Linked DNA regions of Homo sapiens: region 1 is linked to region 2. A link is an interaction called in ENCODE POLR2A ChIA-PET data of the cell type or tissue named here. Cell type or tissue: endothelial cell of umbilical vein. All regions are shown on one strand. Links, peaks and the distances in the headings refer to the core of each region. The heading gives the core; the rest is flanking DNA.

Region 1 (16,726 bases), core at 4,813-12,812, 70 kb before region 2:
CCTTGTCTTGTTTCAGTTCTTAAAGGAAATACTTTAAACGCTTCCCCATTCAGTATAATGTTGGTTGTGAGCTTGTCATAGATGGCTTTTATTACCTTAAGGTATGTTCCTTCTGTACCGATTTTGCTGAGGGTTTTACTCATAAAAAGCTGCTGGATTTTGTCAAATGCTTTTTCTGCATCTATTGGGATGATCATTATCTTTGTTTTTACTTCTGTTTATGTGGTGTATTGCATCTATTGGCTTGTGTATGTTACACCAACCTTGCGTCCCCATCATGAAATACACTTGATCATGGTGCATTATCCTTAATATATTGTTGAATTCAGTTAGCTAGTATTTTGTTGTGGAGTTTTGCATCTATGTTTATTGGGGATATTGATATGTAGTTTTTTTGTTGTTTTTGTTATGTTCCTTCCTAGTTTTGGTATATGGGTAATACTGGCTTCATAGAATGATTTAGGGAGGATTCTCTCTTTATCTTTTGGAATAGTTTCAGTAGGATTGGTACCAATTCTTTTCTTGTTGCCTGTGATGGAATCCAATGGTGTGATCTCAGCTCACTGCAACCTCCACCTCCTGGATTCAAGCAATTCTCCTGCCTCAGCCTCCCAAGTAGCTGGGATTACAGGCACCTGCCACCACATCCAGCTAATTTTTGTATGTTTCGTAGAGATGGGGTTTCACCATGTTGGTCAGGTTGGTCTCAAACTCCTGACCTCAGGTGATCCACCTGCCTTGGCCTCCCAAAGTGCTGGGATTACAGGCGTGAGCCACCACACCCAGCCCCAATTCTTCTTTGAATGTTGATAGAATTCAGTCATGAATCCATCTGGTCCTAGCCTTTCATTGTTGGCGATTTTTTAATTACTCTTAATCTCGCTACTTGTTATCGGTCTGTTCAGAATTTGTTTCTTCCTGGTTTAATCTACGAGGGTTGTATATTTCCAGGAATGTATCTATCTCCTCTAGGTTTTCTAGTTTGTGTGCATAAAGGTGTTCATAGTAGTCTTGAATGATCTTTATCCATTCTGCCATTCTGTATCTTTTAAGTGGACCATTTACACCATTTATAGTCAACTTTAGTATTGAGATGTAAGGTACTATTCTATTCATCATGCTAGTTGTTGCCTGAATACCTTGGGCTTTTTTTCATTGTGTTATTGTTTTATAGATCCTGTGAGATTTATGCTTTAAGGAGGTTCTATTTTGGTGTATTTCAAGATTTTCTTTCAAGATTTAGGACTCCTTTCAGCATTTCTTGTAATGCTGGCTTGGTAGTGGCGAATTCGCTCAGCATTTCTTTGTCTGAAAAAGACTTTATCTCTCTTTCATTTATGAAGCTTAGTTTCACTAGATACAAAATTCTTGGCTGAAGAGAGGCTAAAGAGAGGACCCCAATCACTTCTGCCTTGCAGGGTTTCTGCTGAGAAAACTGCTGGAAATCCGATAGGTTTTCCTTTATAGATTACCTGATGCTTTTGCTTCACAGCTCTTGAGATTCTTTACTTCATCTTGACTTTTGATAACCTGATGACCATGTGCCTAGGTGATGATGTTTTGTGAAGAATTTTCCAGGTGTTCTTTGAGGTTCTTGTATTTAGATGTCTAGATCTCTGGCAAGACCAGGGAAGTTTTCCTTGATTGTTCCCTCAAATAAGTTTTCCAAACTTTTAGATTTCTCTTATTCCTCAGGAACACCAATTATTCTTAGATTTGGTCATTTAACATAATTCCCAAATTTCTTGGAGGCTTTGTTCATTTTTTTTATTCTCTTTTGTCTTTGTTGGATTGGGTTAATTCAAAAGCCTGGTCTTTGGGCTCTTATGTTTTCTTCTATTTGTGCAATTCTATTGCTGAAACTTTCCACTGTATTTAGCATTTCACTAAGTGTCTGTTTCATTTCCAGATTATGATTGTCTTTTCTTTATGATATCTATTTCTCTGGAGACTGTTTCTTCCATATCCTTTATTTTTTTTTAATTTCTTTAAGTCGGTTTTCACCTTCCTCTGGTATCTCCTTGAGTAGCTTAAATAATCAACCTTTTGAATTCTTTTTCTGGCAATTCAGAGATTTATTCTTGGTTTGGATCCATTGCTGGAGAGCTAGTGTGATCTCCTGGGGATGCTATTAAAGAATCTTGTTTTGTCATATTACCAGAGTTACTTTTCTGATTTCTTCTCATTTGGGTAGATTGTTTCAGTGGAAAGATCTGGGACTCAATGGCTGCTGTTCAGGTTCTGTCCCATGGGGTGATCCCTTGATGTGGTTCTCTCCCCCTTCCTCTAGGAATGGGGCTTCCTGAGAGCCAGACTGCAGTGATTGTTACTGCCCTTCTGGGTCTAGCCACCCTTCAGGGCTACCAGACTCCAGGCTGGCAATGGGGAATGTCTGCAAAGAGTACTGTGATGTGATCCACCTTCAGGTCTCCCAGCCATGGATACCAGCACCTGCTCCATTGGAGGTGGCAGGGGAGTAAAGTGGACTCTGTGGGAGTCCTTGGTTGTAATTTAGTGCACTGGTTTTCTTGAATGCTGGTTATGTTAGCAGTGAAGTTGTCACAAGGATAGACTCAGGACCTCTAGTTAGCTAGGGTGTGCAGGTGGTAGAATTACCTGTTGTATTCTCCTTCTCTGGGGCAGAGTTGTTCTGAGTTGCTGTAGTGGCTTGAGTTCATTGGCCTCTAGCGAGGAAGTGATGCTTTCAAGAGCTTGCCAGCTGCAGTAGTAGAAGGGAGATATAATTTTGCCCTACTTTGGCCAGGATGAGTACTCAGGTTTCTTGGGTAATGGGCAGGGCCACAGAGCTCCCTAGAAATTACATCTTTTGATTTTGGCTACCAAGATGGGGAGAGAAAAACCATCAGGTGGGGGCAGGGTTAGGCAGGTCTGAGCTCAGATTCTCCCTGGGCGGGACTTGCTGTGGCCACTATGTAGTGGGGAAAGGGTGGCTCCCAGGCCAATTAAGTTATGTTCCCAGGGGGATTATGGCTGCCTCTGCTGCATCATACAGGTTGCCAGGGAAGTGGGGGAAAGCTGACAGTGACAGACCTCACCCAACTCCCCCACAGTCAGCAAGACCAGTCTCACTCCCACCATGCCTCCCTAACCGCACTGGAGTTATATCCAGTCAGCCAGCAAGCTGGGCTGAGATCTTGCCACAAGCTACAAGCCTTCCTGCTGAGAAAGCAAGCAGGGCTCTCAGGCCTTGCCTCCCCACCTGCCAACATGTTCAGCTGCATCTTCTGCGCTCATATATGCACTTCCCATTTGCCCCTCACCCCAGATGCTACTCAGGGAAGTTCACGCTTAGTCAAAATTATCACAAAATTCAGCTAGGAGGTTCCTTCACTCTGTAGCCCCTTCCCAATTCTGCTGGCTGCCTTCCCTTCCCCAAGGACCTCTGTGAGGTAACGCCAGGAATAGCTTCCATGGGCTCGAGCTAAGGACTGGGAGTACCTACGGGGCTCCTCCTGCTGCTTCTTCTACTTTTATATTTCACTTGGCTCCCTAAATCCATTTTGTCATGCACGTCCATGTGAAGAGTCCACCAAACAGGCTTTGTGTGAGCAACAAGGCTGTTTATTTCACCTGCGTGCAGGTGGGCTGAGTCTGAAAAAGGAGTCAGCAAAGGGTGGTGGGATTATCATTAGTTCTTATAGATTTGGGATAGGAGGTGGAGTTAGGAGCAATTTTTTGTAGGCAGGGGGTGGATCTTGTAGTACATTCTCAAGGGTGGGAAGAATATTACAAATTACCTTCTTAAGGGCAGGGAAGGATATTACAAAGTACCTTTTTAAGGGCGGGGGAAGATATTACAAAGCATCTTCTCAAAGGTGTGGAGGGTGTATCATACGAAGTACATTCACAAGGGTGGGGGAATATCGCAAAGTATATTATCGCAAGGGCGGGGAGGGTGTATTGTCACAAAGTCAATTTATCAGTTAGGGTGGGGCAGGAACAAATCACAATGGTGGAATGTCATCAGTTAAGGCAGGAACTGGCTATTTTCACTTCTTTTGTGGATCTTCACTTGCTTCAGGCCATCTAGATGTATACATGCAGGTCACAGGGGATATGATGGCTTAGCTTGGGCTCAGAGGCCTGACACATTTCCCCAGTGGGTATGTGTGTTCGGAAGCCAACTTTTCCCCCCTCACACTTTGGGAACTCACAGTTTTTTGCTGTCTCACAGCATTTGCAGTGACAAGCCACTTCTTACAAAGGGTCTGTGAATTCTTTCAGTTTTCCTGATATGTTCCTGTGGTGGTTCTTGGAGTAAAAGTTCACAGTGTGAGTCTCCAGACCCTGTTCTGTCCATCTAAGCGGGAGCTGCACATTAGTCCTGTCTCCTATCTGCCATCTTTTCCAGCATCTCCCCCACAAAAACAATTCTTATTGAAGTTACCAATGATTTTCTTGTTAGCAATCCATCTTATATGCCTAGCAGTATTGATATCAAGAACTCCTTCCTTCAAGAAAAGTTTATTTCATCAGCTTCTAGCACTCAGCTTTCTCCTGATTTTCTACTTACTGCTCCAACTAGTCCTTCTTAGACTCCTTTGCAGGCTCATCTATCTCTAACCCGTCAGTAAATGCTGCTGGTGTTCCTCAAGGTTCCATCCTATGCCCACACATAGAACAGTGCCTGACAATAGTAAATACTGAGTATTTGCAATTATCATCTAAACGCTCACTCTAAACTCTCTACCTAAGCAATCCCTTCCATTCCTTATTGCTCAAAACTTTAGTAACTGTTTCTACACAGATGATATATTTCTTGCCCGGATTTCCCCTCTGAGTTTCTGACCCATACATACTTGATGTCTCCTATCCTATCTCCAAAGCACCTGAAATCAGCATGTTTAAAATTAAACTCATGATCTCCCTGCCGAATACCAACAAACCTGCTCTTATGCAGTGTTTTTTGCGAATGGCGCCACCACTCATCCAGATTTATACATCAGAAACACATTTCCTAGATTCAGTTCATCACAAAGTATTGTTGATTTCCTAAATCTCATTTGACCACTTGTCTCCATTTCTATTCTCACTATCCTAGACTCAATTTTCCATTACCTCTCACATGAGGTAATGGGTACTACAAACATGGGTATTGCTGCACTGTTTGAGCCCCTTTCAACCTTTTCTCCATACTATAGCCAGAATCATCTTTCCTAATACATCATGTATCCTCCTACTTGAAATCTTTCAATACTTCTTAGGATAAAGTTCAAAACCCTTAACATGGCCTCCAAAGATCTGCATCATCTAGACCTACAGCCTCATCTCATACCCATGTTCTCCTCCTCTGCATTCCATGGCTGTTCAATTCCTGACTCACAATGTTCTTTGTCACCAAAAGATCTTTACCCATGCTGTTCCTTCTGAATGAAAGGCTTTACAGTCAGCCCTCTGTGTCTGTGTGATCACTTCCTTGGAGTCAACTAACTGCAGATCAAAAATATTTGGGGGAGGGGAGTGGCAAGATGGCTGACTAGAAGCAGCTAGTGTGTGCTGCTCTCACAGAAGGGAGACAGAGTGGCCAGTAAACACTAGCTCTTTAACTAAACAGTCCAAGAGGACATGTTGGGATTCATAAAGGAAGCAATGTAGTCAACATAAAACAGAAAAAAGACAGGACAGCTGCCCACCTGGGATTGGCACAGTGCCAAGTGAGGCTCCCCCCTGCAGGAAAATGGTGAATAAGAGCCCCAGGAAACCATGTTTCTGCCATGAACCTTTGCAATTTCAGGCTCTGGAGACCTCCCCTGACCCCCTTCCCCTGTGGCCTCCAGGCTGACACAGAAAGCGTGTGGAGTGTGCCACTCAGGCACAAATGGAGGGCCAAGGGTCTTGGAACCGTGAGCACTCCTGCACCAGCAGCTGTAGCTTTGCCAACAAAGGAGGCCAGGTTCTCACGCATACCCCCAGGAGAGAGGCTGCATCCACAGTACTGAGAAGCAGACGAACTACAGGCCTTGCCCCAACTACACCTCCCTAGGCAAAGCCCACTGGCCTGGGATCCCAATGCAGCCACCCCACCCCTGCCTGAGCTCTCAGGCTGGTAGCAGCTCTGCAATTCCCTGGAACAGAGCTCCCAGGAGTAAAAGACAGGCCTGCCATTTTTGCTGCTGCACAGCCCCCACCCCAACTGCTATCAGAATCAGGAGGGAGCAAAGAGGTTAGGGACTATCTTGAGCCTCCAGCACAGCATAGCATGCCTTGCAGAAAAAGAGGCCACACTATTTTCCACGCAGGTCCCTCCTCCTGTTACTCCTCCTTGGGCAGGGCCTTCAGACTTGCCCCCAACAAGCCCCCCTCCCTGCTCCCACACCCCAAGCACAGTCACCCCACCCCCACTGAGCTCTCAGCTGGTAGTAGCTCTGCACTTCCCTAGGATGGAGTTCCCAGTGGCAGCAGGCAGGCCCGCCATTTTTTGCCACTACTGCAGCCCCTGACCCTACTGCCCTCTGGCTTGGAATGGAAAGAAGAGCTTAAGGACTATCACAGGCCCCCAGCACAGCACAGCTCCTTTATAGAAAAGCAACCAGACTGTTTTCCACACAGGTCCCTGTCCATGTGCTACTCCTTACTACACAGGGCCTCCTGGACTGGGCCCCCAGCACAGCCACCCAGCCCCCGCCTGATCAGTCAGTGGCAGCTCTGTGTTTGCCTGGTGGGGAAATCCCAGAGACAACCCTCTGCCATTGCGGGGCTTCAGCGGTACGGCCCTAGCTGCCCTTGGGCTGCAGAACGAACAAAGAGCCTGGTTGCTTCACTGGTACCTCCAGCATGTCGCAGCCACCACAGGGAGAGGAACCAGTCTCTCTTCCCTATGAGCCCCCACCGCCTACTCTTCACCATGTAGGGCCTCTGGCTTTGGCCCCCAGAGCAGCTGCCCCACCCCCAGCTGAATATTCCCATTCGCAGTGGCTCTGCATTTCCCAGGGGCGGAGCTCCCACAGGCAACTGACAGCTCCTCTGCCACTGCCACTGCAATGGTACTGCCCTTGCTAACTACCCTCAGACTGGGGAAGAAAGAAAGACCCTGAGTGCCTTACTCTCACCTCCAGCATGCAGCAGCTGCCCTATGAAGAGGCTAGTCTGTCTTCCCTGTGAGCCCCCAATTCCCCTGCTCTTCACCAGGCAGGGCCCCCCCAGCTTGGGCCCACAACACACTGGGATGATTATTCTGATGGACAATGGCTATGTATATCCCTGGGGTGCAACCAAAAGAGACACATGAAAAGCCCTCTACCACTGACACTGCCAAGGTCCCCCTCTCTGCTACCCCCAAGACGGAAAGAGAACAAAAAGTCTGGCTTGCCCCAGGGCTGCAGTGCCAAGCCTGGGAGTACCAAGCTGAGGTCTGCAGCACTCAAGTGGGAGAGGAGCCCACACCCTCCTCTCCCACTTGAGAGGAGGCTCACTTGGAGCACTGAGAAGGTACATGACTGCAAATGGAAGGAAATACAAAGGAGCCACAGGGCTGAGCAAGAGCCTACCTACTGGCCAGTATGCTTAAACACATCACAGCCCAAACTTCAACACCAAAAATACTTTGCTAATATACCGCCTATGAAAACACAGACAAGAATTCAGCCACAAATAGACCAGGTGTGGTGGCTCACGCCTGTAATCCCAGCACTTTGGGAGACAGAGGCAGGCAGATCACTCAAGGTCAGGAGTTCAAGACCAGCCTGGCCACCATGGTGAAACCCTGTCTCTACTAAAAATGCAAAAATTAGCCAGGTGTGGTGGCACATGCCTGTAATCCCAGCTACTCGGGAGGCTGAGGCAGAAGAATCACTTGAACCTGGAAGATGGAGGTTGTGGTAAACTGAGATCATGCCACCACACTCCAGCCTAAGCAACAGAGCAAGACTCTATCTCAAAAAAAGAAAGAAAAAAGAATTCAACAGAGTTGGCTCTCTGAAAACATCCAGAAATGAAGGCAAGTGACTACAGTCAAGTTACACCATGATTAAAGGAACATTAGCGCCCACACAGATGAGAAACAGCCAGTGCAATAACTCTGGCAACTCTAAAAGCCAAAGAGTCTCCTTATTTACAAATGACCACACTAGCTCCCCAACACTGATTCTTAACCAGAAGGAAATGGCTGAAATGACAGACACAGAATTCAGAATCTAGATGGCAATTAAGATTATCGAGATTCAGGAGACAACTGAAACCCATTCCAAGGAATCTAAGGAATCCAGTAGAACAATTCAAAAGATAAAAATATGAAAATAGCCATTTTAAGAAAGAACCAGGCCAGGCGTGGTGGCTCGCACCTGTAATCCCAGCACTTTGGGAGGCCGAGGTGGATGGATTGCTTGAGGTCAGGAGTTCAAGACCAGCCTGGCCAACATGGTGAAACCCAGTCTCTACTAAAAATGCAAAAATTACCAGGCTTGGTGGTGCATGCCTGTAATCCCAGCTACTCGGGAGGTTGAGGCAGGAAAATTGCTTGAACCCAGGAGGCAGAGGTAGCAGTGAGCCGAGATCGCATCACTGCACTCCTAGGCAACAGAGTGAATGAGACTCAGTCTCAAAAAAATAAAATAAAAATAAAGAAAAGAAAGAACCAAACTGAGCTGATAGACCTGAAAACCTGCCTATAAGAATTTCATAACAATCAGAAGTATTAATAGCAGAACAGATCAAGCTGGGGAATGAATCTCAGAGCTCAAAGAACAGTTCTTCAAATTAACTCAGTCAGATAATAAAGAGAATTTTTTTAAATGAACAAAACCTCCAAGAAATATGGAATTATGTAAAGATGCCAAATCTATGACTCATTAGCATCCCTGAAAGAGAAGGGTAGGTCATATACAAAGGAAACTCCATCAGGCTAACAACAGAACTTTCAGCAGAAACACTACAAGCCAGAAGAGATTTGGGGCTTATATTCAGCATCCTTAAAGAAAAGAAATTCCAACCAAGAATTTCATATGCAGCCAAACTAAGCTTCATAAGTGAAGGAAAAATTAAATCCTTTTCAGACAAGCAAATGCTAAGGGCATTTGTTACCACCAGGTCTGCCTTACAAGAGGTCCATAAGACAGTACTAAATATGAAAATGAAAGACCATTACTGATCACCACAAAAACACACTCAAGTACACACTCTATTAACACTATAAAGCAAATATAATAATACAATCAAGTCTACATAACAATCAGCTAATAACATGATGACAGGATAAATTCCACACATAACAATATTAATCTTGAATGTAAACAGGTTAAATGCACCTCTTAAAAAGCACAGCATGGAAAACGGGATAAAGAAGCAAGACCCAACTGTATGCTGTCTTCAAGAGACCATCTCACATAGAAGGACACTCACATGCTCAAAGTTAAGGGATGGAAGAAATCTATCAAGCAAATGGAAAACAAAAAGGAGCAGGGGTTGCTATTCTTATTCCAGACAAAACCAACTTTAAACCAACAATGATCAAAAAGGACAAAGAAGGGCATCACATAATGATAAAAAGGTTCAATTCAACAAGACTTAACTATCCTAAATATATATATATGCAGTCAACATTGGAGCACCCAGATTCATAAAACAAGTTCATAGAGACTTACAAAGAGATGTAGATAACCATAAACTAATAGTAGGAGACTTCAACATCCCACTGAAAGTACTGGGCAGATCACTGAGGCAGAATACTAACAAAGATATTCAGGATCTAAACTTGGTACTTGACCAAATGAACCTAACAAACATCTACAGAACACTCCACTCAAAAACAACAGAATATACGTTCTTCTCATCTGCACAAGGAACATACTCTAAAACTGACTACACACTGGGCCATAAAGCAATTCTCAACAAATTCAAAAAACCAAAATCATACCAACCTCACTCTCATACCACAGCACAGTAAAAACAGAAATCAATACTGACAAGATCTCTCAAAACATACAATTAAATGGACATTAAACAATCTACTCCTGAATGACTTTTGGGTAAACAATGAAATTCAGGCAGAAATCAAGAAATTATCTGAAACTAATTAAAACAAAGATGCAACATATGAAAATCTCTGGGACACAGCTAAAGTAGTGTCAAAAGCAAAGTTCACAGCACTAAATGCCCACATACATCAAAAAGTTAGAAAGATCTCAAATTAACAACCTAACATCACACCTAGGGAACCTGAAAAACAAGAACAAACCAACTCCAAAGCTAGCGGAAGAACAGAACCAAAATCAGAGCTGAACTGAATGAAATAGATGAGAAAAACCATACAAAAGATTAACAAAACCAAAAGTTGGTTCTTTAAAAGAATAAATAAGATTGATAGACTGCTAGCTATACTAATTTTTTTAAAAAGGGACAAGATCCAAAGAAACACAATCAGAAATGACAAAGGGGACATTACCACCAACCCCATAGAAATTTTTTTTAATCCTCAGAGACCATTACAAACACCTCTATGCACATAAACTAGAAAACCTAGAAGAAATGGATAAATTCTTAAACATATTATCTCCCAAGATTGAACCAGGATGAAATTGACACCCCGAACAGACAAATAACAAACAGTGAGTAAATCAGTAATAAAAATCCTACCAGCTAGAAAAAGCCCTGGACAAGAAAGATTCACAGCTGAATTCTACGAGATGTAAAAAGAACTGGTACCAATTCTACTGAAACTATTCCAAAAAGTCAAGGAGGGACTCCTTCCTAACTCATTCTGTGAGGCAAACATCATTCTGACACCAAAACCTGGCACAGACATAATGAAAAAAAAGAAAACTTTAGGCCAGTATCTCTGATGAACATAGATGCAAAAATCCTCAACAAAATACCGGCAAAACAAATCCAGCAGCACATGAAAAAGCTAATCCACCATGATCAAGTATGCTTTATTCCTGGGATGCAAGGTTAATTCAACATAGGCAAATCAATAAATGTGATTATCACATGAACAGAACTAAAAACAAAAACTACATAATCTTCACAAGAGACAGAGAAAAGGCTTTAGGTAAAATTCAACATCTCTTCATCTTAAAAACCCTCAACAAACTAAGCATTAAAGGTACATACCTCAAAATAATAAAAGCCATCTAAACAAACCCATAACCAATATCATACTGAACAGGTAAAAGCTGGAAGCATTCCCTTTGAGAACTGCAACAAGACAAGGATGCCCACTCTCACCACTCCTATTCAACATAATATTATAAGTCCTAGCCAGAGCAATCAGGCAAGAGAAAGAAATAAAGTGCATTCAAATAGGAAGAGGGGAAGTAAAATGATCTCTCTTTACAGATGATGTAATGCTATACTAGAAAACCCTATCGTCTATGCCCAAAGGCTCCTAGATCTGATAAACATCTTCTGGAAAGTTTCAGGATACAAAATCAATGTACAAAAATCAGTAGTATTTATCTATACAAATAATATCCAAGCTGAAAGCCAAATAAAGAAGGCAATTCCATTCACAATAGCCACACAAATAAAATACTTAGCAATACAGCTAACCAGAGAGGTAAAGCAATTCTACAATGAGAATTATAACACACTGCTGAAAAAATCAGAAGCAACACAAACAAATGAAAAAAAAATATTCTATGCTCATGGATAGGAAGAATCAATATTGTTAAAATGGCCACAATGCCCAAAGCAATTTACAGATTCAATGCTATTCCTATCACACTACCAATGACATTTTTAACATAATTACAAAAAACCATTCTAAAATTCATTTGGAACCAAAAAAGAGCCAAAGAGTCATAGCAACAGCAATCCTAAGCAAAAAGAACAAAGCTGGAGGCATCACACTACTCAACTTCAAAATATACTAAAAGGCTACAGTAACTAAAACAGCATTGTACTGGCACAAAAACAGACACACAGACCAATGGAATAGGTTAGAGAATCCAGAAATAAAGCTGCACACCTAAAACTATCAAATCTTCAACAAAGTCGACAAAAACAAGCAATGGGGAAAGGACTTCCTATTCAATAAATGGTGCTGGGATAACTGGCTAGACATATGCAGAAAATTGAAACTGAACCCCTGCCTTTCACCATACACAAAAATCAACTCAGGACGCATTAAAGACTTAAATGTAAAACCTAAAGCTACAAAAACCCTAGAAGAAAACCTAAGAAATACCATTCTGGACATGGGCCCAGGTAAAAACTTGATGAAGATTCCAAAAGCAAATGCAAGAAAAACTGACAAGTGGAACATAATTAAAGAGTTTCTGCATAGCAAAAGAAACTATCAACAGAGTAAACAGACAACCTACAAAATGGGAGAATATATTTGCAAACTATGCATCCAACAAAGGTCTAACATCCAGAATCTATCAGGAACTCAAATGAACAAGCAAAAAATGACAACATTAAAAAATGGGCAAGGATGTGAACAGACATTTCTCAAAAGAAGACATACGTGCAGCCAACAAGCATACGAAAAAATGCTCACTATCACTAAACACTAAGGAAATGCAAATCAAAACCAACATGAGATACCATCTCACGCCACTCAGATTGGCTATTATTAAAAAAGCTAAAAAACAACAGATGCTGGTGGTTGTGGAGAAAAGAGAACGTTTATACACTGCTGGTGGAATATAAATTAGTTCAGCCACTGTGGAAAACAGTCTGGAGATTTCTCAAAGAACTTAAAATGGAACTACCATTTGATTCAGCAATCCCATTACTGCATATATTCCCAAAGGAATATAAATTATTCTACCATGAAGACTCATGCCCTCATTGCGGCACTGTTCACAACAGCAAAGACATGGAACCAACCTAGATCCCCATCAATAGTGGACTGGATAAAGAAAATGTGGTACATATGCACCATGGAATACAACACAGCTACAAAAAAAAATTAGATTATGAGATCATGACCTTTGCAGCAACATGAATGGAGCTGGAGGCCATTATCCTAAGTATCCTAATACCACATGCAAAAATGTGGCATTTGGTTTTCTGTTCCTGCATTAATTCATTTAGAATAAGTGGGAGCTAAACCCTGAGTATACATGGACACAAAAAAGGGAACAATACACACTGGGGCCTACTTGAAAGTGGAGGGTGGGAGGATGGAGAAGATTGAAAAACTACCTATCAGGTATTATGCTGATGACCTGGGTGACAAAATTATCTGTACACCAAACCCCTGTGACATGTAATTTACCCATATAACAAACCTACATATGTACCCCCTAAATCTAAAATAAAGTTGGAAAGGAAAAAAAAGAAAATATCCGGGGGGGGAACAATAAAAATAAGAACAATTAAAAATAATGCAAATAAAAAACAATATAACAGCTATTTTCATTGCATTAGATATTGTAAGTAATCTAGAGATGATGTAAAGTATATGGGAGGATATGCATAAGCTATATGCAAATACTACACCATTTTATGTAAGGGACTTGAGCATCCACAGATTTTGGTATTCTCAGAGGATCCTGGAACCAATCCCCAAAGATACTGAGGGCCAACTGTACTCTAACTTTAGTTCAACAATCCTTGCCTCAGAGAAGCCATTCCTGACCTTCTAGAATAGGTCAAATTCCCCTAATTATTTAATAGCAATAAGAGCTTCTCATTTTTATAATGCATATTTTGGTTGCAATTTTATATGTGTGTGATTAAGTCTGCTTGACCCCACCATACTGTATTACTCTGTGAGCTCCAGAAACTTCGAGTTCGGTTTTTTGTTGTTTTTTTGTCACCATTCTACCTCCTATTACTAGCAGTGTTACATATGTAGTATGAATAAATAAATATTTCGTGAATGAATGAACAATCTGAATACTTAAGAATTTTTCCTGGCCGGGCATGGTGGCTCACGCCTGTAATCCAGCACTTTCAGAGGCCAAGGCAGGAGGACCACTTGAGGCCAGGAGTTCAAGACCAGCCTGGGTGACACAGTGAGACCTTGTCTCTACAAAAAAATATAAAAAATTAGTCACGCAGGGTTAATACCTGTTGTCTCAGCCACTTGGGAGGCTAAGGCAGGAAAATCATTGGAGCCCAGGAGTTGGAGATGGCAGTGAGCTGTGATCATGCCACTGCACTCCAGCCGAGGCAACACAGCAAAACCCTATCTCAAAATAAATTAATTTAATTAAATAAATAAATAAGTGTCTTAAATGTATCTCCACATTTCCCTCACCCTGCCTACCACTTATTCAAATTTCCAGGGAGGGGGTCTCCTGATGTATGTTTCAAATTTATTTTTAAAAATATTCTGCAGGTAATACTGATACCATCTCCATTTGGATTATTAGGCCAAAGCTTTCTAATTAAATTGCTGGTATTAACAATTACTCAAACTGAAAGCATACTGCCTAAGAGAAAATAGTCGATTCACTTTGCAAATTCAGTTATAAAGTGAAAGCAAGCATCAAAGTCGCATAAAAAGCCAAAGGAATCTGATCAAGAAATATTCCAAGATATGAACTGAGAGTCAGAACAGATTTATCTCAATGATCTCCCCAACTATGGCACAATGTAATGACTAAAGAATATTTTACTGCATATATCCAATATACTCAGAGATGAGTAGGCAAGGTGTGGGTATCAAAACAAATACAAAATATTTAGTACCCACTCAGTATCTGTTGAGTTACTTAATTAGCTAAATGAATGAACACAGTATGGTCTCTTCCCTCAAAAGTTTTACAATTGAATTGAAAGACAAATTTTTAAACTCTACTCTTATAGTTGCAGAGAAAGATAAAATTAACATCAGAAAGTTTAAAATCATTAAATACTTTATTTAAGAACAGTTTGTTTACCAAGTTAGGACAGTGGTTATGATTTCTCAATTTACACATATTCCTTTTGAAAATCTTAGAAAAAATGTTTCACCAATGTTAAGGTACAACTCTTGAATATGCAGCGTAGTCTTCTCTCTTTATTCTGAATAACAGAAGCACGTAAATTAAATTATCCTCTTTGCACAATTATTCCCCCCAAAACTAATTTATAACATATAATTATCTCCCTAAAAAGCAGTTACAAACCATAAATTGAATATGAATAAAATATGAAAAAGAGCACAAATTTTAAAGCCCTCCATGCAAAAAAAAATTAATACATTGGCTTTACCTATAAACCTTATTTTGTTAATGCTAAGCACAGAACCCTTATGGGCTCATAGGAGTCAGCAAACAGCTACAGATGAGTCTTCTTGTTAAGAATTCATTCAATGCTTCTCAGAATAGCAGATTTTAAAAAATGAATTCACTGAGGTTCTTAAACCTCTGAACATAAGGCAACAGTTCACAACTGATTTCAGAAATAGAAGGTAAGTATTAAATTACAAATTCTACTAGGTCAGTGGGAGTGGGCGGATTCACCTGGAGTGGAGCAGTGAAGGTTTATTTTACCTCTTTCAAGATCTCTCCATATATTCCACCAGTTTGAGATAGGCTGGGGGAGGAGGTGGAATAGCTTAAAAGGTTATATTTCTTATTTTAAAGTATAAAAACATACACTTAAAGGCTAAACCTATCTATAACCTACATCTTAATGTCAGCAAAACATACTGCTTTCTACCCAAATCACCAATTGAATCAGCCTCGCTCATGATTTCAGAGCATAAGGTGTCCAGAGAAGAAAACTCAAGACTGAATGGGCTGCCATAATGGGGAAGTACAGGTAGCCAAAGGCCAGCAATTGAGACAGCATTAGAGAAACTATCTACTATGTCTGAATAAGCTCCCCTACCTTACAAGCATCAACTACTACATTGAAACCATTCTGAGTGCTGCATTTCCTATATGTGCCTAGACTTGGTAATGCCTGATAAATTCTGTATATTACCACGTCTTGCATTTAATAGACAATTTGTTTAATGATACTAACTTTACTCACACTTAATTGACTTTCTCATATCCTGAGATTAATCTAAGAAAACTATTTCAAAGATAAATTTAAAATAATTTTTAAGGAACCCAGAATTTTTATTTAGAACACTGCTTTGACTTTTGTTATTACTTTGTATTTATTAGTATATCCTATTCATAATTTTGCACTGACTTTCAATATAAAATTAAATCTCTGCTTACACAAAATAACTGTCAGCTCCAAATCAACATGAATGGAGTGACACTGAAAATATCATACTATTCCCGATAAAAAGAGTTTAATGCAAAATAATTATTACCTGGTATTTCACATTCGGTTTGTGTCTTTATCTCTACTCCCAGGCAAATATTCTCACTTAAGACCAGTGCCTTCACTGCTTCTTGTAAAGACATTTAATTTAATGTTATTGCATATTTATTTATTTTTTATGCTTATTCATACAGAATTTATTACTTTCTAGAATTTTGGGATAAGAATCATAATCACTAATGCAAAATACTCTTAATTTTTTAAATGTTGTATTTCTCGTTTTTAAATATTAATAGTTCACTATTCTAAGTTTTTCATGAATAAAAAACACATCCTAAGTTCATGAAATCTGTGCGGTTCACTACTGTACCAGGTATTAAAACCTTAAGGGCTAATCCTCTTCACTTATGAGAATTTCTCAAGAATGAGTCAAATGCGCCACATTTAAATTTGCAGATTATTTTGTCTAGCTGCTCAATCAAGAGAAATACCACTCAAAGAAATCAATTCTAAATTCATGTCTTTAATGAATACTATGTTTTGCAACCTGTATAAAAACTGATCACCCAAGCACATGCAAAAGGAATATAGTTATCTTTAGTGGGCTTGC
Region 2 (16,726 bases), core at 3,449-11,448:
CACTTTGGGAGGCTGAGGCGGGCGGATCACCTGAGGTTGGGAGTTCGAGACCAGCCTGACCAACATGGAGAAACCCCATCTCTACTAAAAATACAAAATTAGCCAGGCGTGGTGGTGCATGCCTGTAATCCCAGCTACTCAGGAGGCTGAGGCAAGAAAATCACTTGAACCCGGGAGGCAGAGGTTGAAGTGAGCCGAGATGGTGCCATTGCACTCCAGCCTGGGCAACAAGAGTGAAACTCCATCTCAAAAAAAAAGAGTAAAGGAAAAACAATCTAGCCAAGATTTTTAATTATAGAAATCTGTTAATATAAAATTTATAATATCAACTTTATATTTTCTATAAAATGCTACACAGAGGCCAAGAGTGGTGGTTCATGCCTATAATCCCAATACTTGGGGATGTTGAGCTGGAGGACTGCTTGAGCCCAGGAGCTCAAGATCAGCCTGGGCAACATAGCAAGGCTCCATCTCTACAGAAAAAAAAAAAAATTATAAATTAGCTGGGCATAGTGGGGCCTGCCTTTAGTCCCAGCTACTCAGGATGCTGAGGTAGGAGGATCATTTCAGCCCAGGAGTTTGAGACTGTGCTGAGCCATGATTGTGTCACTGTACTCCATCCTGGGTGACAGAGCAAGACCCTGTCTCAAAAAAAAAAAAAAAAAAAAAGCTACCCATTAGGTCCAAGTTGTACTCAAAGTGATTAGGTTATGAAATTGAGGCTTGCCATGAAGGTGGTTATATTAAACAAGTAACTTGTATTACCTTGATAAGATTATTACACTTTCTTCTGCTTATTAATGTTGAAACATTTATAAGTTAGGAATGCTTTGGTTATAAATAGCAACATATCTGACTATAATTTACATCTGTAGAGCTGTTCTGGCTCCTTATACTATGTAACAAAACACTCACAAATTTGTGGCTTAAAACAATATTCATTTTGCTTCCAAATCTGCAATTTGGGCAGGGCTCAGCAGGGGAAGCTCATCTGCGCTCCACTTGGCTTCAGCTGGGAGTGGGCCGCAATCACCTGAAGGCTATTCACCTGCTTACTTGGTGCCTGAGTAGATTCAAATGTCTAGGGGCTGGAACAGCTGGGGCCCCTTGGGCATGTATCCCTTTGTGCTTCCTCCATGTGATCACTCCAGCATGTTGCTCTCTTCCATTTGTTAGAAGCAACAAGCTCAAGCTGATCCATAATCAAGGGAAAAAGAATTAGACTTTTCCTTTTGATGGGAAGAGAGTCATCAAATAACTTGTGAATCTGTTTTTCTTGCATAAGAAAAAGTACAAAGAGCAATATCCCAAGGCTATTGCAATGGCTCAACAATGTTATTAAGAAACCAGACAGTACTGGGCATGGTGGCTCACGCTTGTAATTCCAACAATTTGGGAGGCCAAGGTAGGAGGATTACTTGAGGTGAGGAGTTCGAGACCAGCCTGGGCAACATAGGGAGACCTCCGTCTCTACTAAACTTTGTTTTTTTAATTAGCTGGGTGTGGTAGTGCATGTCTGTATTCCCAGCTACTTGGGAGGCTGAGGTGGGAGGATCACTTGAGCCAAGGAGGTTGAGGCTGCAGTGAGCTATGATCACATCCCTACATTTTAGCCTGGGTGACAGAGCAAGACCCTGTCTCTAAAAAAACCAAACCAAACAAAAAACAGCCCAGTCTCATGCAGTGGCTCACACTTGTAATCCTAGCAGTTTTGAGAGGCTGAAGCCTGAGGCCAGGAGTTTGAGACCAGCTTGGGCAACACAGTGAGACCACTGCCTCAAAAAAAACAAAACAAACAAACAAAAAAACCAAAAAAACCCCAAGCTCTTTTGACCATTTTTCTCAGCATCTTTAGGGTCTTGGCTTATCATGTTATGTTGATATAATGGAATGGCTTCTGCATCTCCAGTCATCACACCTGTATTTTAGGCAGAACAAAGGCAGAATGTCATTTATTCTCCACCGTGCCCCGGTATAACCATGCGGCTGAATTCCTCTTAGATTAAATTGCATCGCATGGCGCTGTCAGGAGCTCAGTAGAGCTGGAAGGGAGCTGAGCTGTCAGGTGTTAGAGTAGCCACTTGAAGCTACAACAAGCACAAATGGAAGTAATAGCGAAGACTTTAATCCCGCACTGCAGTAGTACAAGCAAGAGGCTAACACTGGAGGGAGTGCTGAGCTCTCCTGCTTCATTTTCCCCTTGGAACAATGCACCCATACGGTTCAGGGTCAGGAGGATCAGCACAGATGTGGGGGTCATCTCACTCTTGAGGGGGCCCCTAACCAAAGGCTTCCTGAAGGGTTGTGGACCAGGGGCTGGGGAGTTGGGTAGTGAGAGGGGAAAAAGCTGAGAGTGTAAAAGTACTGAGTCAGAGTGAAGAAAGGTGTCTTCCCTTAAGGGTCCCTGAGCCCTCCGAACAGAGCACCTGGACTAGGAAAGCAGATCCACAAAAGGGCAGGAGCAGCCAGAGGAGGCTGACCTCTTGCCAGAGACTCTCTGAGGTGGCACCGGCTGTGCAGCCTTCCGGTGAGGCCTGACGGGTGATGCCTCTGGAATAGCAGTCGGTCAGGCCTGAAAAAAATCACACATGGGTTTGGTTTTGTTGTTGTTGTTGTTTTGTTTTTGTTTTTGTTTGTTGGAGACGGAGTCTCGTTCTGTCACCCAGGCTGGAGTGCAGTGGCGCGATCTTGGCTTACTGAAAGCTCCGCCTCCCGGGTTCAAGCGATCCTTCTGCCTCAACCTCCCGAGTAGCTGGGATTACAGGCGCCCGTACCACGCCCAAGCTGATTTTTGTATTTTTAGTAGAGACAGGGTTTCACCATATTGGCCAGGCTGGTCTCAAACTCCTGACCTCAGGTGATCCTCCCGCCTCGGCCTCCTAAAGTGCTGGGATTACGGTCGTGAGCCACCGTGCCCAGCCACACATGGGATTTAAGCAGGAACCAGACTCCTCGGGTTCCACCTAGCCATGGGCAATTGGGGAAGTTGAAAATTTCTCTCTTTAGCCTCCACAACAGAGAAAGACAAGGGCACAGGTGACTGGCAATGAATGGCGAGTGAACAGATGGACGTTATCTGCCAGGCAGCATAAATTCCCAGAAAGAATGCTCAATGTTTGATGATTCAACTATACATTTTAAAACATGTTGTATGTTATATATGTAGCAGACATCAAATAAGAGAAAATGTGAGTTTGAGCAGAGAAATGTCAGGGAAAAAAATTGGGGAGGGAGGAAATGAGAGGAAAGGGTAGGGACAAAGACGGATCCTCTGAAGTCCACAAGGACAAGAGGTGAGTCCAACACCTGGGACTTTAGTTTCTCAAACCCAAGTTAGGTTGGTTTTGGTTTCATGTGACTTGCATGGTGGGGACAGGCCCTCCTGTGTCCTGTCCCTTCTGCATCTCGCACCCACTGTGCCTTGCCTCACAGCATCACAAAATTTGTGTAGCTTCTTTCTGGCAGTAGCAGGATAACTCCTTTGTCAGCATTAAAGATTTATAATCCAGGCCCGGCGCAGTGGCTCACGCCTGTAATCTCAGCACTTTGGGATACCGAGGCGGATGGATCACCTGAAGTCAGGAGTTCGAGACCAGCCTGGCCAACATGGCAGAACCCCATCTCTACTAAAAATACTAAAACTAGCTGGGCATGGTGGCATGTGCCTGTAATCCCAGCTACTCAGGAGGCTGAGGTGGGAGAATCACTTGAACTTGGGAGGCAGAGGTTGTAGTGAGCTGAGATAGCACCATTGCACTCCAGCCTGGGTGACAGAGTAAGGCCCTGTCTCAAAAAAAAAAAAAAAAAAAAAAAAAAAAAAAGATTTGTAATCCCAAATGAGTCCTGCAGTTTTCCAGGCTCCTCTTCAAGCAGAAAGTTCTGCAAATGAACGCCCCTAGCCCTGCATGTTTATTTACCATCTTCTCTGTTAGGCTTCAACAGCTGTAGGACCGTGCTCATATAAAAAAGAAAAGAAAAGAAGGGAAAAAAGTCTTCCTGCTAAATTCATTTCTTTAACATTTAATTTTTTTTTCCTGCCAAAGTCAGAGATGAATTAGCAATTACTTGGGAGCCAATTAAAATTCATAGTAAGCTATTCTCTGACCCTTGGGTCAGGAACAAATTTCCTATAAACCTTAGGAGGGTATCTCTCCTGGGTTTTTTGAGGGTGAGAAAAATTCATATCCTGCGCTCCAGTTCTCATTCCTCATACAGAGTGGTGGCCAGCGTGTTCCTGAGACATTGTTTGTGCAACCCAGAGACAACTCTTAATTCCCCGCTCAGTTATTTCTCTGTGATTTGGAGAGAAGATGTGGCTACAGCTGCCAGTGACTCTCAGCTGCGATTCTATGGAAGTTGTGGCAAGAAGACACAACTGAAGAAGGGAAAGATTCTCTGTTTTCCACAGTTCTGAGATTTGTGCCTTGCCTCACAGCATCGCAAAATTTGTGTAGCTTCTTTCTGGCAGCAGCAGGATAACTCCTTTGTCAGCATTAAAGATTTATAATCTGTAGAGCTGAGAAGAGAGCTGAGAAGAGACCTGAGTAGAAAGCTAGCATTACCAGGTGTTTAGCAGGTGTCAAAAACATGTTAAAGTTGAAGAGCGTCTTCTTTTCCATGAGGCAATGATACAATTGCATGGTGTAGGATCTGTGAGTGACTCTATACAAATAGAAAAGTCTATGTCACAATGTTTAGAACTTCCCACCCCAGTAGGATTAGAAAACTCTCAGATTCCTGGTAGTTGACAAATCCTTTTTGTTGGTGAGAAAAAACAACCTTTGACTTGGAGTCATTAAAAGGATTGGATACCTAAAAGGATTGGATACGTGCGAAGAAAGACAGTCTCTTTCTGCCTCTATATTTATATAAGAGCAAACGCTTTCCAGCATGGCACATCTGAAGATAATATGCCATCTCTGATACTGTGCTGTCAAAGGGACAGGAAAAAAAAAAGATTTATATAAAAAGAAATGCAAATATAACTAGCTAGTTAGCCAAGAGGGCAAAAGGAGGGAAGGCTTACATTAACCTGATCTTCACAGTCTCTAAAAACCTGACAAGAGAAATATGAATTTTAACTAGCTGCCAAGCAATTGGTTATTCATGCATGACATGAAAAGCAGGGGAAACTTTAATTTTCTCCTTGTCAGTTTTAAACAGAGAGGCTGTCAATTCAGCAAGTGCAGCTACTAAACATATTACAGAAGGGCACCATCCTACCAACATCCAGTCTCAAGATGACATCAGGCCCAGGACTGCAGCACCATTATGCTTTCATCACATTGCAAACAGCCCTGCCCCTGTTATGCACTGTTTCTTTCTTTCTTTCTTTCTTTTTTTTTTGAGACGGAGTCTCGCTCTGTCACCAGGCTGGAGTGCAGTGGCGTGATCTCAGCTCACTGCAGCCTCCGCCTCCCGGATTCAAGCGAGTCTCCAGCCTCCCGAATAGCTGGGATTACAGGCACTCGCCATCATGCCCGGCTAATTTTTGTATTTTAGTAGAGATGGGGTTTCACCACATTGGCCAGGCTGGTCTTGAACTCCTGACCTCAGGTGATCCGCCCGCCTCGGGCTCCCAAAGAGCTGGGATTACAGGTATGAGCCACCGCACCCGGCCTATGCACTGTTTCTTTTACTGGGTAGCACCATGTTCCCTGAGTTCTGCTGTCACCCTGCATTTCCAGTAAGGAAACAAGCAGCCGCTATGAACTCCTCTTCCTGGGTCATTGTCTGACACCATCAATGGGATTCTTTGGTCACATGTGATTTTTCCAGTCACTGGTCTGGTGTTAATTTAGTTAGAATCAATTTAACAACAACAACAACAATATTAAGCACTTTGTTAATAGTAGGTTCTAGGGCTCTGTGTCAAGTACCAGGTTTTCAAATATGATTTTAAAAAGTGCTGTCAGGCCCGTTTTAAAAGTGGTGGCTCACACCTCACTGAGGTTGCAGTGAGCCGAGATCGTGCCACTGCACTCCAGCCTGGTGACACTTTGGGCAGCTGAGGTAAGACTGCTTGAGCCCAGGAGTTCGAGACTAGCCTGGATAACACAGTGAGACCCTGTCTCTTAAAATAAAAATAAAATAAAATAAAGTACTGTCATCTCCTATGGGTGGGCTGTAAAAAAATATAAAAATAAAGTGCCGCAAACCATTGGCCATCTGGTAATAGTCATAGACATCCCCAGAAAACCTTTGGGTGTTTAGTAAGTGTGATGCATATTAATTCACTCAACAAACATTTATTGCTATAAATTGCTATAATATTCCCACTATGAAGAATAAGAAATACGCTAAGGACATAAAGAGATGCCGTGGGGAAGGTCCAGAACTGCTACAGAAAGACTGGCCAGGAAGGACCTCCCTGGGAAGGAGAGCTTTGTATTTGAACAAAGCTCTGCATAATGAGGAGCCAGGCGAGAAAAGATGAGGCGGGAAAGAGTTTCAGGTCAACTCCAAGGCCAGGACCAGCTTCCAGAGATACAACCAGGGGCCAGACTCCAGGGCTGCGTAGATCCTGGTAAGGAGATGGAATTTTATTCGAATTGCAACAGGAAGCCGGTGGAGGGTTGATAAAATTCTTTGGCTGCTGTGCAGAGCAAGAGTGGAAGCAAGGATTTCAGTTTAAAGGCTTTGCAGCCGCCCAGGCAAGCCGGGATATTGTTCTCTGCAAATGAACACTCTGTCCTATCTGGTTCATACTGACATTCTGATTGAGCCTTACATGAATTAAATGCCTAGTGTGTGTTTGGCTAGATGATTTTCAGTCTAAATTAGATCATTATGTCCTTAGAATATCAAGGTTCCACTGACCTATTGTTGAGAACTCTTGAAGCGTTTGCTGTGATCTAGCTACTCCGAATGTACCCCTTTGGAAACAACGTCAGGCATTTGAGAAATATCTGACTAGGGCCAGAATCAGAGGCCCATGAAATGGAAGAATTCACTGGTAAAGAAACAGTACTTAGTTCACAGCCTTGTTCATAGCTGTATCCCCAGCCCTCAGCATAGAGGCTGACACACAAATATTTGTTGAAGGTGTTAATATATGAGCCTAGTAAGAATTCAGGAAATGCTACAGTGAAATTTTAGTAGCCCAGCACCCCAACCAGCTGAGCTAAGTAGCCTTGGACACTAGCCGTGGTGTTTGAAGACTGTTTTTTCAGAAGGATGGGAATGGACCCATATCTCCTCCAAGCTTGGCATGCCCACATCCAAGCTTTATTGCTGCTGAAAGCTTCCTGAACTGCCTGACCACGGACAATCCCATCTCTAGCTAGTCCCCAGCCCCCACCTGCGAAACCCTCATCCTCCAGAGATACTCTGACCAGCTGCTGGCTCACACCCAGCGGGCGCCTGGCCCCTCACTCAGCTTCCCAGCTGCCTCTTCCTCTGCCCCCCTTCCCACCCTGCACCAAAACAGGGGTGCCTTTTGTGGGAGCAATCAAGCCCTAAATCACTATTTATATTTTTCGGAGTAAACTTAACGCTGAGAAAGGGTTCTGGAATGACTGCACTGGGGACTGAAGCCCATCTGGAAACATGAATAATGTGAAATATATCCCTCCATGGATTCCCCACAAGACCAATTACATTATCATCCTTTCTGAGAATTTCTGCCAATTTTTTATGGGGTCACCAGAAAGTTATATCTTAAGTGAAAACTGCACAGATTTATATAGGGGGTAGTTAACTGGTGGAGTGAGGTATGTGGAAGTAAACTGCAGGAAACTGTGATACTCCACAGATGGGAATGTGTGTCGATTTGGCTCTTCACTTTAGGAAGTGGAATGGATTCATTCTGCCGTTTACTGAATGACTACTGTGTGCCACACACTCTTCTAGGCACTGGGAAGAGAGCAATAAACAACACGAATGTTGCCCTCATGGAGCTGATATTTTAATAGCCTTGGAAGATGGGCTATGAAAGGCTCACGATAAAATGGTGCCCAAAGCCAACATGTGACTTTTAGTCCTGTTTGTGGTATAGACTCACCGAGCAATGTGAAGAAACTGAGTTTCTTGCTTCATCACAGCTGAGGGTGAGATAGGTGTGCTGCCCTTTCTCAAGAATGTGGGGTGGAATCGTATTCATTGTTTGAAAACTCAGAATAATAAGAGATTTGGCATTTATGTGTTCGTGCATACTTCTCTCCTCAAGCTGCAAAGTTCAACCAAGAGGTATTTGGCAGAAGGCCTTTTGCTAAAGCAATCACCTGACAATGTGAGTGGGGATCTGAGCCAGCCAGGTTCTACCTCCACTGGAGAGGTTTGATTAGGTGATGAGCACACATTATTCATAAAATTGCAGAGCGGCTGTAATTTACCACATCATGGCTGGAAATGATCTGCCTCCGAGGAGCAATGTCAATGAAGGGTCATCTTCCCTAGTGTCAGTAGTTCTTAAACTTTAGTTTCCAAGGAAGCACTGCATGTGTCTGTAACAGAAAGATACCCGTTTCTCCCCTAACAACTCAAAATGAGAAGGTCTGGGAAAGGGTCCAAGAATTCATATTTTACCACTATCCCTGCTCATTGGGCTGCAGGTGGTTCTACACTCAGAGAACCCCCACGCTGTGTTCACCATAAGACAGAGGATTCAGACCTCTAATTCCCCTCACCCGGACACAAGAGCATCTTGGCTCAAACCTCTTCTTTGGAAGGGAAGGAGAAAGGGAAGCTGGTTGGAACAGTTTCCTTTACTGATTATAGCTTATTCCTTTCTCTCGTGAATTCAGCAAATAGAGTTTGGCAACTACAATGCACAAGGTGCAGCCTACCCACTAGAGCGAGGATTTTCCAATAATGAACTGATGCTTCCCAGCCCCTGCCCCCTGGAGCGGAAGAAGTTTGTTATGGATGAGGGAATGGAATTAACGGAGCCTGAGCTGGCCGGCACTGCACTATGCGAAGTGCCCTCTCAAACACCCTTTCATTTAATCTTCCCAAGTTCTGCTCCTCATTTCCTTCAAGTCTTTACTGAACTATCCCCTTTGCAGTGAAACTTTGCAGGATCACCCTAAAGCAAACTCAACGCATCAAAAGCTGGACTCCTGATAGTTCCCCCCAACCTTTTCCTCCCAGAGTCTTCCCTGCCTCAGTAAAGAGCTATTTCATTCTCCCAGTTGCTCAAGCCAAAAATGGAATCAATTTAGTTCTTCTGCATCCCGTATCTGATCACAAGTCCTGTTAGCCCTGCTTTTAAGATACATCCAGAACCCTGCCATCTGCCCGTCTTCTGTTGCCATCACGCTTGTCCACACCCTCCTTACCCCTTGTCTGGGTGATTGCGGTGGTCTCCCAGCTGCCCTGCCAGCGTCTGCCCTGGTCCCTCTTCTTGACTATTCTTGACCCAGCGCCACCATGTTAAAATACAAATCTGATCGGGTAACTCCTCTGCTCCAAACTAGGTTTCCTTGTCACTCCGAGTAAAAGCCAAAGTCCTTACAATAACCCACAGGGCCCTGACCTGCCTTGCTCTCCCCTGTTTGCCTCTTTCTGCTCTCCCCTCACTTGCTCCTCCTGCCCACACCATGCAGTCCCAATGTGGCATCTTTGCACTTGCTGTTCCTGGAATTCTCTTCCTCCATTTGTTCACACGGCTGGCCTAGATCCCGCCACACCTTTTCATAACTACTGCTTTCTCAGTCGGGTTAGCTGGCCTCCCTGTTGAATGTTGGAACTCATCTACTATTTTTCCTATCCATCTTTCTATTTTGCACTAACATCTCCATATGTTTTTTTCTTTTCTTTTTTTTTTTTTTGAGACGGAGTTTCACCCTTGTCACCCAGGATGGAGTGCAATGGTGCCTTCTTGGCTCACTGCAACCTCCGCCTCCCAGGTTCAAACAATTCTCCTGCCTCGGCCTCCTGAGTAGCTGGAACTACAGGTGCGTGCCACCACGTCCAGCTAATTTTTGTATTTTTAGTAGAGACAGGGTTCACCACGTTGACCAGGCTGATCTTGAACTCCTGACCTCGTGATCCACCCACCTCAGCCTCCCAAAGTGCTGGGATTACAGATGTGAGCCACCACACCTGGCTTTTTTTTTTTTTTTTGAGATGGAGTCTCGCTCTGTTGCCCAGGCTGGAGTGCAATGGCACAATCTCAGCCCACTGCAATCTCCACCTGCTGGGTTCAAGTGATTCTCCTGCCTCAGCCTCCCGAGTAGCTGGGATTATACGCATGTGCCACCACACCTGACTAATTTTTGTATTTTTAGTAGAGATGGGGTTTCACCATGTTGGCCAGGCTGGTCTCAAACTCCTGACCTCAGGTGATCCGCCTGCCTCGGCCTCCCAAAGTGCTGGGATTACAGGCGTAAGCCACTGCGCCCGGCTACATCTCCATATTTTTCTATTTTTATTTTGCTTATCTCTCTTTCTGATCAGAATGTAAGCTCCATAAAGGCAAAGGTTATTGTCCATTGTTCCCTGCTATACACCCAGGGCCTAGAACAGGGTGTGGCATGTAGCAGACCTTCAATACTATTTGTTTGAATAAATGAGTTAAATAATAAACAAATGAATAAAGTTGCAATTCCCCCCTACTCTCTCTCTTCTCTGACGTATTTTCCCCATAGAATCCATCACCCTCCAATATACTCCATAATGTACATATTTATCTTATTTACTGTCACCTTTTCCTTACTAGAATGTAAGCACCATAAGAGCCAAGATTTCTATCCTATTCTTAAGTGTATCCTTATCACGGAGAAGAGTATGTGGTTCTTGTGCTTAATATTTATTTAATGAATAAACTCTGTAATGTAAGAGTATTTCTGCTGGGCACAGTGGCTCATGCCTGTAATCCCAGCACTTTGGGAGGCTGAGGTAGGAAGATCGCTTGAGCCCAGAGGTTTGAGACCAGCCTGGGCAACATAGTGAGACCCCACCCTTACAAAAAAATTGTCTTTTAGTTAGGTGGTTATAGTGGTGCACGCCTGTAGTCCTAGCTACTCAGGAGGCTGAGGTGGAAGGATAGCTTGGGCCCAGGAAGTCGAGGCTGCAGTGAGTTGTGATCATGCCACTGCACACCAGCCTGAGCAACCGAGGGAGACCCTGTCAAAAGAAAGAGTATTTTTACAGATTCAGAGATTGACTCATATTGAGAATGAGCAAATTTTGCGTGGTCATGTACACAACTAGCATGCAGCAGAGGCAGGGTTAGGATTTGTTTCTGGATGACTTTAAGTCTGTGTTCTCACAGTACACCACCGGCCTGGTCAAGAAGGCATTTGAGGCTGGGCGCAGTGGCTCATGCCTGTAATCCCAATACTTTGGGAGGCTAAGGCAGCCGGATCACCTGAGGTCAGGAGTTCAAGACAAGCCTGGCCAATATGGTGAAACCCTGTCTGTGCTAAAAAATACAAAAATTAGCCGGGCATGGTGGTAGGCACCTGTAATCCCAGCTACTCGGGAGGCTGAGGCAGGAGAATCACTTGAACCCAGGAGGCAGAGGTTGCAGTGAGCCAAGATGGTGCCACTGTACTCCAGCCTGGGTGACAGAGCGAGACTCCATCTCAAAAAAAAAAAAAAAAAAAAAGGAAGGCATTTGAGGTGGGCATTAAAGGTTGGATAGGGGCTGAGCAGGATGATTCTCTCTGCTGTAGAGTTCTTTTCTGACCCTTCTCCCTCTCCTTCACCTCACTAGCCATCATGAAGAACAGATCAAAACTTGGTTGGGTATCCCTTCCTCTGAAAAGCCTGCTCTGAATCCCCATGCCTGGCTCTGGGGTCCTGGCCTTTTTTTTTTTTTTTTTTGAGACAGCGTCTCATTCTGTCACCTAGGCTGGAGTGCAATGGCACAATCTCAGCTCACTGCAATCTCCACCTCCTGGGTTCAAGAGATTCTCCCACCTCAGCCTACTGAGTAGCTGTGACTACAGGCGCCCACCACCACACCAGCTAATTTTTTTTTTTGTTTGTAGAGACAGGGTTTCACCATGTTGGCCAGGCTGGTCTTGAGCTCCTGACCTCAAGTGATCCGCCCACCTCAGCCTTGTCTTTCCTTGTCACAGTTCTTCCTGCACAGCCTGGCATGCCAACTGCCAGTTCATCTTTTGTTTTCTCCACTAGGCTGTAAGGAGTATATGGAGGCAGGGGTTGTTTCTGTCTTGTTCACTGTTGTATTAGAGGCCCACCAGATGATCTGGTTCATATTAAGCACCATGAAGATTGGTTCATGTAGTGAAGGAGGGGAAGGAATACTTAGGCCAAAGAAATACTTGAACAGGAATCAGAATTAGCAAGCCAGTAGTGCCATGCGCCTGGGGCAGAGGTTTCAATGGGTTCCTAATGTGGGATGTGTCTAGGAAGGTGGACATATAAAGATCGTGAAGATCACTGAAGGTTCTGGATTTTTTTAAAAGCTGTTATTTGGTAAGCCATCTGGGAATCACTGAATTATGTTGAGCAGGATGGCACACAGTGCTTCTTTCAGCAGATTAATCTGATACTGATAATTCATTGAAAGGAGAAAGGGGAGATGCAGAATCTGCTGCAGGAGCCGAAACACACAGGTGGAAAATACTTCATTAGAAAGGTGGCAGTGGGAGCAGAATGGAGTAAACAGGTGCAAGAAATATTTTGAGAAAAATTCAACAGGATTTAGTGAATAATTGGATGTGGAAGACGAAGGAGACAAGGAAATTGAGGCCAGCTCTGAGGCTGTGAATCAGGATGGCTGGAAGAATAGTGGTGCCTTTAATGAAAAAAGGGGAACATTGGAAAGAGGATATAATTGGATGGAAAGAAAACAAGTTTGGCTGCAGGCGTTTCAAGCTTGAAACATTCACAGAACATTCTAGTGGACACGAGTTGCATTGGAAATTCAGGACTAGAATTCAGGAGAGATTCCTTAAATAGTCTAGCCTCTCCAACAGTAGGTGAATTAATGCTTAGCTTTCCGTGGGTTTGGCTGATGTGGACATTGAAAAATTGTGAACATTGTTTAAAGAGTTGTTTGAGTTTCCAGAAATATTTAATAATCCTTACTTATTTCATGGGGCAAAATTCTGAGTAGGCTAAGGTGTATTTCACACCTGTTACCTTTGGAGACCCAATGCTCTTTTTTTTTTTATTTTGATTTTTTAGAGCAGGCTCTTGCGCTGTTGGCCAGGCTGGAGTGCAGTGGCTTGATCATAGCTCACTGCGGCCTCGATTTCCCAGGCTACAGCGATCCTCCCACCTCAGCCTCCCCAAGTAGCTGGAACAGATAACAGGTGTGAGCCACCGCACCTGATCCCAGTGGTCTTTTCATTTGGCTGGGCGGGTATTAACCTTGTGGACATTTAGCAAACTGGTGGAGAAAAATATACAATGTAAGTTTGAGAAAAATTTGTTCAAGTATTAAGACAAACATTTTGTTGGCAATCTTTCTGTTGGGGCAGATCTCTGGGGTTTGGGTGCTGTGCATAAATCCACAAAGTTTCCATTATCTGAAGACTGAAAGGAAGTTGTTGTGTAGAGTCAGCAACTTACTAGAATTAAACTTATTTAGGTTTTTCCCTCTACTAAAAATAGATAAGCAAGTTTTTAATTCTATCTGCAATTTTAAAAAAATCTGATATAGGCTGGGCATGCTGGCTCATGCCTGTAATCCCATTACTTTGGGAGCCGGAGGCAGGGGAATCACTTGAGCCCAGGAGTTCAAGACCAGCCTAGGCAACATGGTAAGACCCTGTCTCTGCAGAAAGAAAAAATGTTTTAATCAGCCAAGTGTGGCAGTATGCTCCTGTAGTCCCAGCTACACAGGAGGCTGAGATGGGAGGATTGCTTGCACCTGGAAGGTCAAGGCCACAGTGAACCAAGATCGTGCCACTGCACTCCAGCCTGGGTGACAGAGCAAGACCATGTCTTAAAAAAAATAAAAATAGGCTGGGCGAGGTGGCTCATGCCTGTAATCCCAGCACTGTAGAAGGCTGAGGCGGGCGGATCACGAGATCAAGAGATCGAGACCATCCTGGCCAACATGGTGAAACCCTGTCTCTACTAAAAATACAAAAGTTAGCTGGGCATGGTGGTGCACACCACTAGTCCCAGCTACTCGGGAGGCTGAGGCAGGAGAATCGCTTGAACCTGGGAGGCAGAGGTTGCAGTGAGCTGAGATCACACCACTGCGCTCCAGCCTGGGCGACAGAGCGAGATTCTGTCTCAAAAATAAGTAAAAAAGAAAATAAATAATATCTGATATAGATGGGGCAAAATGTTAATATGTTGTCCAATCTGGGTGGTGGATACTTAGATATCTGTTGTATTATTTTCTAAAATTATTTTCTGTGTATTATTTTCTTCTGTACAGTAGATTGTAATTTTTAAAAACCTTTCAAAAAAGACGTGCAAAACAGAGCAGAAGACTGAGATTCTGAGGCTTAGGCAAGTCTGGGAAGATGACCTGCAGAAGCAATAGAGCGACCCCACTTTCCAAAGTTCCTGTCCCTCTCCAGGAACAAAAGGCCATGGTGGTGACCGGGCCGTTAGAGGTCATGGGATAGAGAGGGAGGTAGCCATTCTTTTCTCAGGCCGTGGTCCCACAGTGTCTATAATAGTCCTCTTGAGGTCAGCCACCAGCTTGGGAAGTCACAGCTCCGCCACCGATGGTTAGAAATCAACATGCTCCCATGTCGAGAATTACTTGTAACCCAAGCACAGTGACAGAGGAGCCTCCTTTATGTCACTCCCACATGATGTCCCTGAGCCTAGGCTAGGCTTGGTTCCAAGGACAAGGTTCCTATGACACTTTATATCATAGGGCTTTTCTGAGCAAAGGTGTGCTGGAAAAGTCAGCATTTCCCAAAGCTGAGAAACATCTCTCTCTCCATTTTTTTTTTTTTTTTTTTGAGATGGAGTTTTGCTCTTGTTGCCTAGGCTGGAGTAAAATGGCGTGATCTTGGCTCACCGCAACCTCTGCCTCCCGGGTTCAAGCGATTCTCCTGCCTCAACCTTCTGAGTAGCTGGGATTACAGGCATGCGCCACCACACCTGGCTGATTTTGCATTTTTAGTAGAGATGGGGTTTCTCCATATTGGTCAGGCTGGTCTCGAACTCCCAACCTCAAGTGATATGCCAGCCTCAGCCTACCAAAGTGGTGGGATTACAGGCGTGAGCCACCGTGCCGAGCCTCCTCTTTTTTGTTTGTTTTGTCTTGTTTGAGAGAGTATCACTCTGTTGCCCAGGCTGGAGTGCAGTGGTACAATCTTGGCTCACTGCAACCTCCGCCTCCCGGGTTCAAGCAATTCTCCTGCCTCAGCCTCCGGAGTAGCTGGGACCACAGGCACACGCCACCACACCCAGCTAATTTTTTGTATTTTTAGTAGGGACGGGGTTTCACCATGTTGGCCAGGCTGGTCTTGAACTCCTGACCTCAAGTGGTCTGCCACCTCGGCCTCCCAAAGCACTGGGATTACAGGCATGAGCCACCATGCCCGGCGCATCTCTCTTTTTATTTCTTCTTTCAGTTTCTTCTTCCATTCAGGCCTAAGCTGGAAACACCACTGTCTGATAAACACTGGCCACACCAACGACATGGTAGGCCAGGGGGTGATAGCAATCTTCCAGTAAATCAGCTTTTCAGTCTAAACATACCAGTCATCCTACTTGAAAGAAATGTGTCCCTGGGGACAACCTGTGAGCCTTAGCCTTCTGTAGGGAGAAGCACTCTTGATGGGAGGAAATTTGGGAGCGAATATTTCTTTCAAGACAGAACCTAAGCGGAAATCCTCTTGGGTAAAGTATCTCAATAGGCTGAAGCCTGCCTGCTTCTGACTGTCAAGCCTTTGGAAACAGTCAGCATCTTGCTTCCAGTTCATCCCCTCTGCGTCAGAGGAGCCCTTCCCATAGTTCCATGAAAGGCTCCTTCGGGCTTCCTACCCAGCTGATGGGTGGGGAGAAAGGAAATCCATTTCTCCTGGGGCTTGATGTCTCTTCTCTGATCTGGGGCGCCTCCAGATTGCTGCCTCTTCTGTTAGATCACACGACAAGCCTATGCTGTTCCTGCCAGCACTGCTGATCAATCCCCTCTTCCAGCCAACGTGCCACTCTGCGCGGCAGTCGCCCTCCTTTCCCCACTGCACGATTAGGAACCGTTTCAGTGTTCTCAGCTTTTCCTTCCTGTGCCTGTCATTTCCCCCACGAACACAAGCTGCTTTGCAGTCCTAGTCACACACATGGCACCGTTCCTGAGACAGGTCGTACGTATGGTGCTGATCAAATTCGCTGCGCCAAGTTGCCAGGACTTTCTGGAACAAATAACATTTCACATTCAGCTCCTGGAGCACCCCCGAAACCAGACCTCCTAAAGTCTGCTTCATTTCCATCAGAGCTTTTGAGTCCCAGATTTCATTCTGGGGGATGAGTGATCAGAGATTTTTAAAGCCACGCTGACTCTTGCCCTCATTTTTAGCTTCCTGGGACCACTGGACTCAGTGCCTCCTGGGGTCTTGGGCTCCAAAGAACATCACTGAGTCGTGTTTCTAATTAAGGAACGCTGGAGAATTCCCCACACATCTCCACTCTTCCAGGAACTCACGTCTACCCCTCTCCCCGTGTATTTTTCTTCACAGACAACTCAGAAGAACACACGGGTTCTCCTATTCTCTATGGCCCAGTCTGTGTCCAGCATGGCAGGCAAAAAGGCCTGGAATCTCATGTTGTTGTGACTGGAGCCTGTTGCTGGCACAAAATCAACTATACAGATCTATGTTGATCATCAAGACAAACA

The links. Peaks named below come from ENCODE experiments on the same cell type or tissue, not always from the same donor. Only the 100,000 strongest peaks of a DNase experiment are listed, where the experiment ranks them.
Region 1: POLR2A ChIA-PET joins it to region 2 with 9 read pairs; 2 of 35 experiments call an interaction of 5 or more read pairs at or near these places.

The regions. Positions count from the first base shown.
Region 1 is chr4:168,972,840-168,989,565 of GRCh38, forward strand. CBR4 (carbonyl reductase 4) reads right to left here. Exons shown (of 5, transcript NM_032783.5): 5 at 14,751-16,726. Among named protein-coding and RNA genes, the nearest start is that of CBR4, 29 kb to the right of the region's middle. In endothelial cell of umbilical vein, for the core only: no CTCF peak of the experiment used is centred there; no DNase peak of the experiment used is centred there.
Region 2 is chr4:169,043,929-169,060,654 of GRCh38, forward strand. LOC105377527 (a long non-coding RNA gene) reads right to left here. Exons shown (of 5, transcript XR_939429.3): 5 at 15,128-16,244. Among named protein-coding and RNA genes, the nearest start is that of CBR4-DT, 42 kb to the left of the region's middle. In endothelial cell of umbilical vein, for the core only: no CTCF peak of the experiment used is centred there; a DNase peak (open chromatin) is centred at 6,573; H3K27ac peaks cover 925 bases.